Regions from separate parts of the Homo sapiens genome. Here region 1 is linked to region 2. A link is an interaction called in ENCODE POLR2A ChIA-PET data of the cell type or tissue named here. Cell type or tissue: K562. All regions are shown on one strand. Links, peaks and the distances in the headings refer to the core of each region. The heading gives the core; the rest is flanking DNA.

Evidence for each region. ChIA-PET counts read pairs that join two places held together with the same protein. Peaks named below come from ENCODE experiments on the same cell type or tissue, not always from the same donor. Only the 100,000 strongest peaks of a DNase experiment are listed, where the experiment ranks them.
Region 1: POLR2A ChIA-PET joins it to region 2 with 5 read pairs; 8 of 35 experiments call an interaction of 5 or more read pairs at or near these places.

The regions. Positions count from the first base shown.
Region 1 is chr1:203,372,209-203,377,586 of GRCh38, reverse strand. LOC102723529 (a long non-coding RNA gene) reads right to left here and starts at 4,604. Exons shown (of 7, transcript XR_922438.3): 1 at 4,475-4,604; 2 at 2,858-3,009; 3 at 2,174-2,377. In K562, for the core only: no CTCF peak of the experiment used is centred there; no DNase peak of the experiment used is centred there; H3K27me3 peaks cover 584 bases.
Region 2 is chr1:203,309,281-203,314,658 of GRCh38, reverse strand. BTG2 (BTG anti-proliferation factor 2) reads right to left here. Exons shown (of 2, transcript NM_006763.3): 2 at 5,057-5,378. Among named protein-coding and RNA genes, the nearest start is that of BTG2, 6.5 kb to the right of the region's middle. RefSeq lists a cis regulatory region at 2,379-2,974. In K562, for the core only: no CTCF peak of the experiment used is centred there; a DNase peak (open chromatin) is centred at 2,658.

The DNA.
Region 1 (5,378 bases), core at 249-5,248, 63 kb before region 2:
TCAAAGAGATCTTATAACCAGTAAGACAGAAAAGAGAAATCACCTGCAAAATAATGGCATAGATTTATTGTATAATCCCCAAGAGTAATAACGGAAGCTCGAAGGAAGTGGAACCATATTGAGAGAAAGAAAAAACAAACCTCTCAACCTGAAATTGTGTACCTAGAAAAATCTGTTCTTCCTAAAGGAGGGTGAAATAAAGATATATTCATAACTCCAGGATTCCAGAACTCATGCTTTTTCCTCTACATTATACTGTTGCTACCAGTTCTCAGATAGTTTTAGATCTGAAGTTTTATAGTCAGTCATACTTCATTTTATTGTACTTTCCTTTATTGCACTTTGCAGACATGACTTTTTAAAAAACTTGAAGGTCGGTGACGACCCTGTGTCAAACAAATCTATTGGTGCCATCTTTCCAACAGCATGTGGCCACTTCCTGTCTCTGTGTCACATCTTGGTAATTCTCATATTATTTCGAACATTTTTATTATTATTATGCCTGTTATGGTGACCTGTGATCAGTGATCTCTGATGCTACTACTGTAATTGTTTTGTAGTATCATGAACCGCACCCACGTAAGATGGCAAACTCAATGGATAAATGTGTGTGTTCTGACTGCTCCCACCAGCTTTCCCCCATCTCTCTTCTTCTCCTTGGGCCTCCCTATTCCCTAAGACACACAACATTGAAATTAAGCCAATTAATAAACTTAGGATAGCCTCTAAGTGTTCAAGTGAAAGAGTCATGTCTCTCACTTTACATGAAAAGCTAGAAACTGTTAAGCTTAGTGAGGAAGGTATGTCCAAAGCTGAGATAGGCTGAATGCTAGGCCTCTTGTGCCAAACAGCCAAGTTTTGAATGCAAAGGAAAAGCTCTTGAAGAAAATTAAAAGTGCTATTCCAGTGAACACATGAATGATAAGAAAGAAAACAGCCTTACTCCTGATAGAAAGTTTTAGTGGTCTGGATAGATCAAACCAGCCACAATACTCCCTTGAGCCAAATCGTAATTCAGAGCAAGGCCCTAACTCTCTTCAATCCCATAGAAGAGGCTGAGAGAGGTCAGGAAGCTGCAGAAGCTAGCAGATGTTGGTTCATTAGGTTTAAGGAAAGAAGTCATCTCCATAACATAAAAGTACAAGGTGCAGCAACAAATGCTGATGTAGACACTACAGCAAGTTATCTAGAAGATCTAGCTAAGGTAACTTATGAAGGTGACTACACTAAACAACAGCTTTTCAATGTAGATAAAACAGGCTTCTTTAAAGAAGAAAATGCCATCTAAGACTTTCATAGCTAGAGAGGAGAAGTCAATGCCTGGCTTCAAAGTTTCAGAGGATAGGCTGACTCTCATGTTAGGGGCTAATGCAGCTGGTGGCTTTAAGTTGTAGCCAATGCTCATTTACCATTTTGAAAACTCTAAGGAATTATGCGGCTAGGAGCAGTGGCTCATGCCTGTAATCCCAGCTCTTTGAGAAGCTGAGATGGGAGAATCACTTGAGCCCAGGTGTTCAAGACCAGCCTGGGCAACAGAGCCAGACCCCATCTCTACAAAATTAAAAAAAAAAAAAATTAGCCAGGTGTGATGGTGTGTACCTGTAGCTGCAGCTATTTTGGAGGCTAAAGCAGGAAGATTTCTTGGGACCAAGGGTTCAAGGCCGTAGGGAACTATGATTTTGCCACTGCACTCCAGCCTGGGCAGCAGAGTGAGACCCTATATACTCTGCCTATGCTCTATAAATAGGGCAACAAAGCCTGGATGACAGCGCATCTGTTTCCAATATGGTTTATGAACTATTTTAAGTCCACTATCGAGCCATACTGTTCAGAAAAAAAGATTCCTTTCAAAATATTACTGCTCGTTGACAATAATCCTGGCCACCCAAGAGTTCTGATGGAGACGCACAAGGAGATGAATGTTTTCATGCCTGCTAACACAACATCCATTCTGAAGCCCATGGATTAAGGAATAATTTCAACTTTCAAGTCTTATGATGTAAGAAATACATTTTGTAAGGCTATAGCTGCCATAGATAATGATTCCTCTGATGAATCTGGGCAAAGTAAGTTGAAAACCTTCTGGAAGGGATTCACCATTCTAGATGCCATTAAGAACAATCAAGGTCAAAATATCAACATTAATAGGAATTTGGAAGAAGTTTATTCTCACCTTCATGGATTACTTTGAGGGGTTCAAGACTTCAGTTGAGGAAGTCATTGCAGATGTCGTGGAAATAGCAAGAGAACTAAAGAGAACTAAAAATAGGGCCTGAAGATGGAACTGAACTGCTGAAATCTCATGATGAGGAGTTGTAGCTTCTGGATGAGCAAAGAAAGTGGCTTCTTAAGATAAAATCTACTCCTGGTGAAGATGCTGTGAACATTGTTGAAGTGACAACAAAAGATTTAGAATATTACATAAACATAGTTGATAAAGCAGTAGTAGAGCTGAAGATTGACTCCAATTTTGAAACAAGTTCCACTCTGGGTAAAATGCTATCAAACAGCATCACATGCTACAGAGAAATCTTTCATGAAAGGAAGAGTCAATCAATGTGGCAAACTTCATTGTCATCTTATTTTAAGAAATTGCCACAGCCACTTCAGTCTTCAGTGACCACCACCCTGATCAGTCAGCAGCCATCAACATGAGTCAAGACCCTCCACTTGCAAAAAGGTTATGACTTGCTGAAGCCTCAGATGTTCATTAGCATTTTTATCAATAAAGCATTTTTAAATTAAGGTATGTACAATGTTTTTTAGACATAATGCTATTGCACACTTAATAGACCCTAGTATAGTATAGACATAATTTTTATATGCACTAGGGAACCAAAAAATTCATGTGACTCACTTGATTGAGATATTCACTGTTGCAGTGGTCTGGAACGGAACCTGCAATATCTCCGAAGTATGCTTATATTACAATAATTACCTTCCAGGAAATTCTTCTTGCTTCCTCTGTTTCCTCCTGCCTCCAATATTCCTTTTAAGGTCAGAGCATTTCTAGGGGGAAAAAATGCCATTTTCATTGGCTTGTATTTAAGGGAGCTCCAGGGTCTAATTCTTTGGAAGTTGTCCTTCATAAAAGGTTCTGAGGAATCAAAACAGCACTGCAGACTGTCACTGTACCCAGTGACAGTCTACAGACAAGAGGGGTGGCGGGCGCAAGCACGGAGCATACCGTGAAGGCCCTGGAACCCTTTCTAGAAATCTTCTGTGCTCCCTTAGAGACCACAGCTTGGTAAACCCTGCACCTTTAAATATCATTTTATTAGAGTGAACAGAGCCTGCAGGCACAGCATTAATCAACTAAGTGTTCCCTTCAGGCCTGGGAGCTGGCGTAGTTTTGCCTTCCCTTTGTCCCAAGGTCAGAAATTACTTTGCACTTCACTTGGCTCAATTTCCCTTTGGATTACCACTAAGATAGCTTTTAACTAAAGGTTTTCTCTCCCTTGAAATGCACCAGACTCTCAGCTAAGACTGCTGGCCTCAGATCACAAATTCCTCCTCCTTTCCCTCCCCTGAGAACTAACTCTGAAGGGTGATTGATTTACTTAACCTTTGTTGGTACAAATATGAAAGGCAGCTGCCTCTCTTCAGCTAACATTTGAACCAGTTTATGTTATTTCTCTCTGTGAGCTGGCATTTCTTAAAGGTCTTCTCTGACCTTACTCCAAAAAAGTGGTAAAGCCCTCCTTACCACTGGCAGAAAATGGGAGGAAATACAGAAGGGAAAAGGGGGCCAAAGTGGAGAGGTGGTGAAGAGGAAGGAGAGTGGTCAGCAGCGTTGGCATTCAGGAGACCGGAGGTGCCAGTAGAAGAGCTGCAGAGTCCCTCCTAGAGTCTGTGCCTCAGCCTCCCCAGGGGTCCCCTTTCCTTCTTCCCTTTCTCCTCCCCACTCTGGGATGGCCTATGCCTCCACTCTGCCCCCAGTCCTCTTCTTTTTCCTGGACCCCAGGACAAGAGAGGACTTTCCCCCTGGGGTCTAAGACTGCCATATTGTTCCCCCTCCAACCTTAATCAAGGTCTCTCAGCCATGGGCCTCTGCAAGTCCTACCCTTCCACCTTGCGTTAGTTAAGATAACACTAACTGCTATAATAAACCTAAAACTCTCTATGGATCAAATATGACAGTAATCTAGTTTTTGGCCAGGCATGGTGGTTCACGCCTGTAATCCCAGCACTTTGGGAGGCTGAGGTGGGAGGATCTCTCGAGCCCAGGAATTTGAAACCAGCCTAGGCAACATAGTGAGTCGAAAGAAGGAAGGGAGGAAGGAAGGAAGGAAGGAAGGAAGGAAGGAAGGAAGGAAGGAAGGAAGGAAGGAAGGAAGGGAGAAAGGAAGGAAGGAGAAAGGAAGGAAGAAAGGAAGGAAAAGAAAGAGAGAGAGAAAGGAAGGAAGGAAGGAGAGAAAAGAAAGAAGGAAGGAAGGAAGGAGGGAAGGAAGGAAAGAAGGTATTTTTTGCTCACATAAAGTCCAAAATGGGTCTTCCTGACTGGCAGGCAGCTCTCCTCTGAACAGTGATCTGTATCTGGGTTCCTTCTATTCTATGGTTCCACCCTCTTCATCCACTGGCTCCCAAAGTGGGAGAGGAAAATCGCAAAGGACTGTGTGGGGTAGACTTACGCACCAGGCCTGGAAGAGGCCCGTGGCTTCTCCTCACATTCCATTGGCTGGAGCCCAGTCAAATGGCCACAAGGGAGGCTGGGAAATGTAGGGTAGCTGTGTTCCCAGGAAGAAGAGGAGCCAGTCTCTGCTCACCCCTGCCTCTTTCTTACTTTCCTATTTTGCCTGTGGTGAAGATATCTTCACCAGATATCTGTTAGGGCTGGTTTTTTAATATGTGGTGAAGCTCAGCTGCTTCGCTTATTTTTCCAGACGGGGATGCCCACTAAGTGTTACCTTCACATCAATCCCCAAACATGGTGGTGGCTCCCTCAGGCACTCCATTGAGAAGCATTTGCAGCCTCTCTGGGTCTTGAGTGCCAGGATTGACTGATGCAGAGTGGGTGTGGCGGCAAGGGTACCATTTTTTGGCCATCTTGCTCAAACAGCATTTTGGGGGTTTATTTCCCCAGCGGCTGTGTGATCCCAATGGTTGGGGCCATCATCCCAGAGGCCCATCACTTTTTTTTTTTTTTTTTTTGAGACAGAGTCTTCATTTTGTCACCCAGGCTGGAGTGCAATGGCGTGATCTTGGCTCACCACAACCTCCACCTCCCAGGTTCAAGCGATTCTTCTGCCTCAGCCTCCCGAGTAGCTGGGATTACAGGCACCAGCCACCACACCTGGCTAATTTTTGTATTTTTAGTAGAGATGGGGTTTCACCATGTTGGCCAGGCTGGTCTCGAACTCCTGACCTCAGGTGATCCA
Region 2 (5,378 bases), core at 305-5,304:
AATGATAGTTCCCAGCTTCATCCATGTCTCTGCAAAGGACATGAATTCATCCTTTTTTATGGCTGCATAGTATTCCATGGTGTATATGTGCCACATTTTCTTAATCCAGTCTATCATTGATGCACATTTGGGTTGGTTCCAAGTCTTTGCTATTGTGAACAGTGCCGCAATAAACATACATGTGCATGTGTCTTTATAGTAGCATGATTTATAATCCTTTGGGTATATACCCAGTAGTGGGATTGCTGGGTCAAATGGTAATTCTAGTTCTAGATCCTTGAGGAATCGCCACACTGTCTTCCACAATGGTTGAACTAATTTACACTCCCACCAACAGTGCAAAAGCATTCCTATTTCTCCACATCCTCTCCAGCATCTGTTGTTTCCTGACTTTATGATTGCCATTCTAACTGGCATGAGATGGTATCTCATTGTGGTTTTGATTTCCATTTCTCTGATGACCAGTGATAATGAGCATTTTTTTATGTGTCTGTTGGCTGCATAAATGTCTTCTTTTGAGACGTGTCTGTTCATATCCTTTGCCCACTTTTTGATGGGGTTTTTTCTTGTAAATTTGTTTGAGTTCTTTGTAGATTCTGGATATTAGCCCTTTGTCACATGAGTAGATTGCAAAAATTTTCTCCCATTCTGTAGGTTGCCTGTTCACTCTGATGGTAGTTTCTTTCGCTGTGCAGAAGCTCTTTAGTTTAATTAGATCCCATTTGTCTATTTTGGTTTTTGTTGCCATTGCTTTTTGTGTTTTGGTCATGAAGTCCTTGCCCATGTGAGGCAGGAGAATCTCTTGAACCGAGGTGGCAGAGGTTGCAGTGACCAGAGATCATGCCACTGCACTCCAGCCTGAGCAACAAGAACGAAACTCTGTTTCAAAAAAAAAAAAAAGAAAAGAAAAGAAAAAGAAAGAAAGAACAAGTATTCTCTTTTTATCGAGTACTTACCTGTGCCAGGACAATTATAAGTAGATTATGGCTCTCATTTAATCTTCGTAACAACATTTTTAAGTTGGTTATATTCTTCATTCCATTTTACAAAGGGGGAAATTGAGGCTTGGCTAAAGTCACTAGCCACCAGGTTGCACAGTGGATAGGTGGGTGGTAGAGCTGAGATTAAACCTCCCTAGGGAGCCTAACACCAGAGCCTGAGCTCCTAACCTCTTTGTAGTACTGCTTCACAGTGTTTGCAAACTGAAACCTTAACAGGCAGGAGTCTGACCCAAGCAAAAGATTATTAATTACTGTACTTCTCAGCCCAAATTACCTTACCTTTCAGTTCAACTAATTGAAAATAATGATAATAATGGTGCTAATTTGCCCCCCCAGTGATTGGCAGTATAATGGGGATGGATGATTTAGAATCAAAAGCTGAAAAAGGCTGGGCAAGAACCGTAATCCCAGCAGTTTGGGAGGCTAAGACAGGAGGATTACTTGACGCCAGGAGTTTGAGACCAGCCCAGGCAACATAGCAAGACCCCATCTCTAAAAAAAATAACAAAAAATTAGCCAGGAGAGGTGGCTCACACCTGTAGTCCCAGCTACTTGGGAAGCTGAGGCAGGGGGATCACCTGAGCCTCGGAGATGAAGGCCGCAGTGAGCTGTGATCATACCACTATACTACAGCCTGAGCAACAGAGTGCAACCTTGTCTCAATAAATAAATAAATAAATAAATAGCCAAAGAAAAGAACGTAGGTCATTTAATCCAAAACTCTAATTTTTTTTTTTTTTTTTTTTTTTAAACGGCGTCTCACTCTGTTGCCCGGGCTGGAGTGAGTGCAGTGGCGCAATCTTGGCTTACTGCAACCTTGGCCTCCCGGGTTCAAGTGATTCTCCTGCCTCAAGTAGCTGGGATTACATGCACCCGCCACTATGCCCAGCTAATTTTTTGTATTTTTAGTAGAGACGGGGTTTCACCATGTTGGCCGGGCTGGTCTCGAACTCCTGACCTCGTGATTCGCCCACCTCAGCCTCCCAAAATGCTGAGATTACAGGCATGAGCCACCATTCCCAGTTTTTTTTTTTTGTTTTTTAAGACGGAGTCTTGCTTTGTCGCCCAGGCTACAGTGCAGTGGCTCAATCTCGGCTACTACAACCTCTGCCTCCCGGGTTCAAGTGATTCTGTTGCCTCAGCCTCCCAAGTAGCTGGGACTACAGGCACGCACCACTACACCTGACTAATTTTTGTATTTTTAGTAGAGACAGGGTTTCACCATGTTGGCCAGGCTGGTCTTGAGCTCTTGGCCTCAAGTGATCCATCTGCCTCGGCCTCCCAAAGTGCTGGGATTACAGGCATGAGCCACTGCACCCAGCCAACTCCCTAATTTTTAAGACAGAAAAGCTGAGGAGCTTGTCCAGACTCACATGGCTAGTTAAGAAGTACCAGGACCACAACCCATACATTCTTCCTCCCAGTCCAGAACTCTTTCTGTTGCACCAATCTTTGTTGGGCCAGGGATGCTGTGTTGGCCTGGAAGCCAGGACACCTGAGTCCTCACCTTCCTTACCAAAGGCTCCTTACAGGAGTCAGGCCTACAGAAGTGGGTTTCTTCCTCCTGGGACTTGTTTGTTGCAGCACCAAGGACTCCTCCACCCAGAACTCCTTATCAGGATCCAGGATGGGCTCTTAATCTGCAGCATGCAGAGCCTTGTCTACACTCTCTGGGGAGGTGCATTATCATTCAAAAACAGCTGACTGACCACAGGTCTCCCAGGCTGGCACTGCTTACCAAGTGGAGAAGATGGAAGCAGAACAGACCAACCAATGCCTAGTCCCTGAACACATGAAAGCCACCAACTGCAACTCTTCAAGCAATTTCAGGCCAGAGCCCCTGTAACCCCAGGTAGCCAATGGGTATGCTCCAGTTCTACTGAAATTGGTTCATATCAAAAAAGAAAACACATTGCTTGACCACAGAACCCTCTCATGTAAATTGAGGGACTACTAGTTTACCAACAGCCGAGAGTGGCCCTGAGGTGAATCTGCCATGCTGTGGCTTCCCTGACTTGAAGACACACGTGGGTGAAGGGTCCCCTCAGTCTCCAGACAACCTTCCCCGAATTTCAGGCTTTCCACTAAACAAGGAAATATCCTTCATGAGCTAGGCCTTTTAGGAATCAGGAAGATAGATGCTGACTTTGTACCATACACTCAAAAGAGGGTGGGCAAAAATTCCTCAACCCTAACTAACCCTGTCCTTACATCCAAAAAAGTAGGTCTTTTTAAACAAGTGTCTAGGACATTTATTTCAGAAGCTACAAATAAAAATGGGACTACTCCTTTCAGTAACAACCCCTTGATACAATGAGTCTTAACCAAATTCTATTTATGATACAGATGACCTGGCCTTCCCTAACCCCATCCCTGGCTCCCCTACCCTCCTCACTCAACACAGGCATAGCACACACAGCCTCCCTGGGCTACTTCCAACATAGCACATCTAGGGAAAACTGTATGTTTGTTGATAAAGGTCATGGAGGTAAGAAATGAAGTTGGGGGAGTTGTCACTGTATATGAAGCAACATGTGTAAAGTTTAGTTTAAATACAGGTCACCGCCAGCTGCGGTGGCTCACACCTGTAATCCCAGCACTTTGGGAGGCCGAGGAGGGTGGATCACCTCAGGTCAGGAGTTCGAGACCATCCTGGCTAACATGGTGAAACCCCGTCTCTACTAAAAGTACAAAAATTAGCCAGGCATGGTGGCAGGCATCTGTAATCCCAGCTACTCCAGAGGCTGAGGCAGGAGAATCACTTGAACCCGGAAGGCGGAGGTTGCAGTGAGCCAAGATCGTACTACTGCACTCCAGCCTGGACGACAAGAGCGAGTGAGACTACGTCTCAAAAAAGAAAAGAAAAGAAATAAATAAATAAACAAATAAATACAGCTCACCTACAGCCAAGAAAAAACTAGACCAGGCTGGGAATGTACTTGCCCTCAGTGGGAAACTCTGGGCTTGTGTCAAAAATCTCATGGAAAGAACTCAAAAGTCAGGGAAGATAAAAACTGTTATTTCCTTGCATGTAACCAAAGGGAGTTACAAATTGGTAACAAACTTTTGGCTCTCACTCCAGTGTTTGCTGTCAGAAGTAGCTGCTCTCTAGCTAACCTGTAGCATTGGCATTCAGCTCCAGTGCATAGATCCTGAGGCCTAGCTGCTCTTGTCTAACAAGACAAGTATGGTGGATAGCAAATGACAGCCCCAGAGATGACAAGAGCACCTTTTCTGGGAATTGCCAACAATCCTGCCTTAGCCTGGGAAGGAGTTCATTACCCGCTGCTTACCAAACCCTGGTCTGTGAGACAGGCTGTGTCTCAAGGATTTTTAATAAGTTCAGTGCCTAGCACTTACTGACAATACATGCTTGCTAAATGAATAACTGACTGAATGAATGAATGAATGAAATGAACGACTATCAAAAACAAGATGCATAAGATGGAGATCTGGCTAGACTAGGGAATGTTCAGACTAGAACCCTGTTACTTCTAGCATCTTCACAGGGAAATTAGAATCCTCATTAAAGGTGGAAGTAGGTTGGGCGCGGTGGCTCACGCCTGTAATCCCAGCACTTTCGGAGGCAGAGGCAGGGGGATCACTTGAACTTAGGAGTTTGAGACCAGCCTGGACAACATGGCAAAACCCCGTCCCTACAAAAAATACAAAAATCAGCTGGGCCTGATGGCACATGCCTGCAATCTCAGCTACTCAAGAGGCAGAGGTGGGAGAATTATTTGAGCCCAGGAGGCAGAGGTTGCAATGAGCTGAGATTGCACCACTGCACTCCAGCCTGAGTGACAAAACTGTCTCAAAACAAACAAACAAACAAACAAAACGGAGGGAAGTAAGGAGCTACTTTCCAGGAAAGAGGGGATGCTTGGAAATGGCCCAGCCATACAACCAGATTTTTCTTTTATACCACCCACATGCTATAGATTGTCTGAGTGCAAGTGAGGAGAAATACTATTAAACACAAAGAAAGGATTTGGATCTGAAAGGGAAACACAAATGTACAACGTGAGGATTTTAACTTCTCTACACCACACAAGTTTATCCTACTACATTTTTATTAAAGTAACAAAAAGGTGTACATTTGTCCATAAGCTGTACATTCTTCCATATAAAAACACTATCATACAATTAGTAACCTTTGTCTTTTCTGTCAGAATAGCTTACAAACATACTACTACTATTTATTTTTACTTAATAGGAGAGACAGGCCTGCTCAACAGTCCAGCTCAGGGGTTTTGTTGTTTTTAAAGTGAACATCATAAAGAAGAGAAGAGAGACAAGATTAAGCATGAGACCATGAGGCTGCTTCTAAAAAGGCAGGGACCTGTTTGCAGACAAGATGCAAGAACACAGCCTGCA